Regions from separate parts of the Homo sapiens genome. Here region 2 is linked to region 1. A link is a contact called in ENCODE POLR2A ChIA-PET data. All regions are on one chromosome and are shown on one strand. Each heading gives the region's core, a stretch centred on a gene start or an enhancer-like site at or near the end of the contact. The rest is flanking DNA. Distances are from core to core; before and after follow the strand shown. Region 1 holds the start of CARD6 (caspase recruitment domain family member 6). Region 2 holds the start of PLCXD3 (phosphatidylinositol specific phospholipase C X domain containing 3).

What was found. ChIA-PET counts read pairs that join two places held with the same protein, here RNA polymerase II (POLR2A).
Region 2: POLR2A ChIA-PET joins it to region 1 with 12 read pairs in PC-9. The contact joins the promoter of PLCXD3 here to the promoter of CARD6 in region 1. POLR2A ChIA-PET finds 5 or more read pairs at or near these places in 2 of 52 experiments (PC-9 and WTC11).

What each region holds. Positions count from the first base shown.
Region 1 is chr5:40,839,888-40,842,624 of GRCh38, forward strand. CARD6 (caspase recruitment domain family member 6) reads left to right here and starts at 1,480. Exons shown (of 3, transcript NM_032587.4): 1 at 1,480-1,778. The coding sequence starts at 1,496.
Region 2 is chr5:41,509,234-41,511,933 of GRCh38, forward strand. It overlaps PLCXD3 (phosphatidylinositol specific phospholipase C X domain containing 3), which reads right to left and starts at 1,368. Exons shown (of 3, transcript NM_001005473.3): 1 at 1,191-1,368. The coding sequence starts at 1,293. RefSeq lists an enhancer at 894-1,722.

The DNA of each region.
Region 1 (2,737 bases), core at 230-2,729:
CACCTCGCCCAGCCAGGATTTTAAAATTCTTTTTTAACCTTGGAGATACCAGAATTGTATTACTCATTATCCTTGGTTCCTAATAGCATTGGTTCATGCATGTTCTGCTTTTATTTACATATTAGCTATTTACCTTTAACAATATAGTAGCCCTGATAGGCCCAACTCCTACATTGTAGGACATCCATGATCTCCTCCCCAATCCCATCCCATCCCCAAGCTCCCCATATGCGAGGTAACCATCATTCTGAATTTCATATTTATCATTCTTTGCTTTTTGTTTTGTATAATTTTAATGACTTCATGTATACTCTTAAATGTAAGGGTGTGTTTATTTTCAACTTTTAAAAAGGTTGTCATACTGTATATAATCTTTTGGGATTTACAGTTTTTCCTTACTATTGTTATGATTTCTCTATATTGTGGGTCACTGAAGTTCATTCTTTTTGAATGCCATGTAATATTATGTTATAAGAAATATCACAGTTTATTCATCCAGTATCCTGTTGCTAGTTATGCAGATCGCTTTCAGGTTCTTGTGAACTATGAAGGAGTAAATAAAGACCAACCAGGTAATTTTCTTAAAATAAATAATAATAAAAAACCAAAAATGTAAAATATTAAATAGTAATGTTTAAAGTGGAAGTATAAATCTCCCTGTAGTCATATTCTCAGAGATAACCAGTGTTAAAATTTGGGATATCTCTTGTCTTCTTTAAAATATAATGCATATCTGCATATACATATTATATACATATACTATATACACATTAAGTTTTTTAAAACAAAAATGAGATCTATAACTTGCTGTTTCCATAGCAATATATCATGGATATCATTACTTGTCAATATGTAGAGATGTACTTTATCCTTTTTAACAGTTCTTTGGTGTTTCACTGTCGACATGTCAATATTTATTCCCTAAACCCCAACTTTGGTTATTTTCAATTTTGTACTGTTGTAAACAATGTTGTAATGCAGATTCTTGTACATACATCTTCGGGCATTTGCTCAATTATTTCCTTAAGATAATTTCCTAGAACTGGAATTGCTGGGTTGAAGGATATGAAGTTTTATTTTTGTCTGTCTTCAACTTTATTTATTTATTGCTGTATATTGCCATATTGCCCACCAAATATCAATTAATAATTTACATTCTTGGCATCATAGTATAGTTCTCTGAGCAGGGAATACCTAGTCCAACCTGAAGTTCAAGAGCGACTTCTTGGAGGAGGTGACCCTGGGTCTGAGTCATGGTGAGAATTTATCAAGACTTCAAAAGAGCAGATAAATAATCCACAAGGACCCCGGATCAGAGAGTGCTCCGAGCTGGGTTGCCCCACTGTGCTTGTATCTGCACTCTCCAACACTAGGCATCATTGACATGTTAAAGCTTAGCCAAATAGAATTGTTCTTTGTCATTCTTTTTTTAACTTTTACTTATTCATTAGGATGATTTCATAATATATTTCCTGGTTTAGAGGAAACAGGAACAATGGCTACCGAGAGTACTCCCTCAGAGATCATAGAAAGAGAAAGAAAAAAGTTGCTTGAAATCCTTCAACATGATCCTGATTCTATCTTAGACACGTTAACTTCTCGGAGGCTGATTTCTGAGGAAGAGTATGAGACTCTGGAGAATGTTACAGATCTCCTGAAGAAAAGTCGGAAGCTGTTAATTTTGGTACAGAAAAAGGGAGAGGCGACCTGTCAGCATTTTCTCAAGTGTTTATTTAGTACTTTTCCACAGTCAGCTGCCATTTGCGGCTTAAGGCATGGTAAGTTGACTTTGTATACTTTTTGGGGTGAGAGGAAGGGGGCAGACTTTCTGAAAAAGAAAACAAAATGAAAGAAAATTGTTGCCTTTTATTTTTGTTAGTCTTTTTCTGGAGATAATTTTCATTGAAATATGAAATAGGGAAAAACTGGAATTTAAAAAGTTTCTGAAATTTAACATCTTATTGGTCTACTGAATCGATAATTTGTTTTTCAGACTGTACTCAAAACTTGAAGTTGTTTTAGTGCTAACAAACTGCTCATTATTCTGGCAGTAACATGCTAAAATCTCACAGTTGGAAGGAAAATACTTTAATAATAACACAATCCAGGGTTTGTTTTTCAAGTAGATGAATTCGTGGATATTTACAGTGCCAAGACCACAAGCTGTATCTTTCACTTAGTATAGCCGTTTTGAAAATACAAGGAAAATAATTTTTAACACATAGATGGCAAATCAGTAGTTTCATTTTTTTGGTGATAAGAATGCCAGCAGCAGCTGTTTTCTGGAGCAATTCCAGTGCTAATTCTTAAATGGTTCAAAGATAACTAGTAGTCCATGAAAAAGCAATTCTTCCAGTTATTTAGCAATTCTGTAAATTACTACTAGGACTAGGTCTAGCTCTTTTTCTAGGAATCTAAAAAAAAATTCAAAATTATTTTAAGGGATGTTAGAGAGGTAGAGGCTCAGATAAAAAGGTGAATGTTAGTGATACCTAATTTAGGACAAGATTTATATGCTTAGAAATTTTTCTTTTATTATTTCTAAAGCACACTATTCCAAATAGAGCCATTTGCTTACTGATTAGAAATTATTTGTGATCAGATTTCATTAGCAATGACCCCAAGAGACGTGAGTCTGTTGTGAGTCACAGTAAGTCCACAAGTAAACACTGTTCATATGATTCAAATTTTTCGTTTTATTCACTTACCCTGTAAGGTTGCTAGGAAGGACTCAAAC
Region 2 (2,700 bases), core at 118-2,617, 670 kb after region 1:
AGGAGGTAGACCATAACGTTGAGTTTAATAGCCCAGCTCAGCTCAGGGCCAGAAGTGAACTGTTCATGAGTAATTTGCCCTCCAGCCCAGCTCTGAAAAGATCAAGTGTGTGCTCCCCCAGCCCAACTGCATAGCCAAATTGACAATAAAGTATGGCCGTGTCCCAGCTGTCATTGTTGTAAACTGTCCTGAAACGACCCTCACTCCTGGATACCTGATCTAGGGGGTTGTTAGGAGCTGCCACCCTAGAAACCTGCCCAGTCTCTGGTCCAAGTCGCACACATCAAGCTGAAGCTTCTTGATCCCTCAGGTCTCTTCCTCGCTTTGTCCACGCTTCTTTCCTTCTAGACTGTCTGGACACATTCTCAGTCACCTTTTCCGTACTATTTGCCTATTAATCCCACCCCTCCGCTCAGGTCACGCAGGTTCCCCTGCCCAGCTTCTGTCCCGAGCAGTAAACATACGGTCCGCAAGGGTTTGCTTTTTTGACCTGGGCGAAGTGTGTTGCCAACACGCACTTGGACCAGACTCGAGACAGCGGCCACTCGGCCAGGTCCCCCGGGGTCCAAACCGATACGAAATGGTGCCCTCTGCCCGTCGCCCCCTTGGGCTCCTTTTCAAGGGCAGCTATCACGCCGCCTCTGGTCCCTGAACTTTCATCACTCTTCGGGAAGCGCTTTGTCTTTTTAAAGGAGATTGGGGACGAATATTAATGACTGTAGCCGAGAATCTATCAAATCCGCCCAATTCCATGCCAGGGATAGACTCAGGTCCTTGCACCGAAGGCGAGCCCCTGACACTAGCTCGCGTTCTTCACACACGGTCACCCCGCAGACCCAGAGATTTCTCCCACTTCCCCAAATCTGCAGGAGAAACCATAGGAGGGGGTCACGAGGCACCATCCTGGAGCCCAGCTTCTCCTCTGCCCCAGTCCTCCGCATACAACCTGCTTCAAAAGCCCAGGAGAAAAGCAGTCACCTTGACTCTAGCGCCTCGGTCCTTAGGGGTTTGGAAAACGCCAGGAAGCCCAAGGCTACCCGGCACGCGCTCGCCTGGCCTGAGACCCACCCTGGAAGACGAGTTTCCCTCCCGCGGGCATCGTGGCAAGTTACCACTTAGTGGCAGATAAAGCAGGGCGGGGCAGGTGGAGCGGGCGCCGAGCGCCTAGCCCGCAGCCCCTGCGCGCCTACCTGGAATGGCTAAATTGGTGAGGGGGATGCTGTGCATGCTCTCCGGCAGAGTTGCCATCCAGTCGGCTAATTTCAGCTCGTTTTTCCCCTGAGACGAGGCCATCGTGCCAGTCGGCGTGCAGCGCGCTGGTCCCAGCACTCCTCGGGCAGGCTGGCAGGCTGCTGCCGCTAATCCAATGTTTGCTCTAGCCCCGCTAGAGTTTACACTCCTCTCTGCGCCACACCCACAGGATGGCGCAGACACATGCTAATTTTAATAATTATTCAAAACACCCCGTGCTCCCTTAGTGCCTCCGCCAGACTCCGCTGGAGCTTTTGTTCCTGACGTCCGTGCTCAGCTCTCTCCGCTCTCCCCTCCCTCCCCAACCCCCTCCTCCCGTCTTATCCTTCCTAGGCGTCTCTGCCTTTCCTCGCCATTCTGCAGCTTTCCCTGGTTTCTTATTTTTCTTTTCTATTCATTTTTTTCCAACTGCTTTGCCCATGGCTTGCTCGATCCTTTGCTGTGACTTTCTCGTCCTGTTTGTATGAAAGACAGTCTTGCACTTGAACCTAAAATCCTAGCAGACTTTGGGATGTTATTGCCTCCTGAGGAACAGACTTCTCATGCTGGGTTTCAGGGCTTTCCGTCCTTATCAAAGAGCTTTCCTTTTTGTAATCTACAACAGGTTATACCTTTCCTCAGCCAGAGACCACAACCCTGTTTATTAAAAAATGATTATCTTTATTCACTCTTTTGCCTACTTTGTGAAATAGCTGGTAAGTATGAGTCAGTGAAGGGCATGGTAAATTCTAGGTGGTTCCTACTTAATCCTGGGTACCTTGCTCCAGACATTTCAAAGTCAAGAAATGCTACTCCCCCTTCTTTTCTCAGATCATGAGAAGTCTACATTATTTCCATGGAGAACACTGCCTCTGTCCTGTCAGTTTCATGGCACTCAGGGTAAGACTGGAGCCTTATGCTGGAAGAAAATCGCCACATCTCCCAGTGACATGCTCTAATTATTGCCAGTAGCATTTGGTGGAATGTATTTGGCACCATTCAAAGTGATCTATGTGACTGTCTGCATTTTCATTCCTTTGCAGACTGGAAAGATGTGCCTCTCTCAAGAGAAATCACTCACTGGGCCTCCAAAGAACTGTCTGGGTCCACCTGCTCTCAGATGAGTAAAAGGAGAGAGATGAAGTTTTACAAATGTAATGAGAGCAGCAGTGGCCTGAATAGGAATTATAAGAGATGAACTGAAAGTGTGCTGGGCTTTTGCAACCCAGGAAATGGAAATGCAATAAACAGACCTCTGTTCTTTCATGCCAGGGTTGTGTAAATTTTTATTTTTCTATGGGAAATGCTATTAGATTGCGGAAATGACAATCAACATAGGAGACAAAGAGAGCCATGAAACATGAGAATAATTATTCAAGGTTAGTAAATCCATTTAATCCCAAATAGCATTAAAAAATAAGAAAAAACCTAGAGCCTACCTTATTTTCTACAATGATGCTAAGTCCTAAG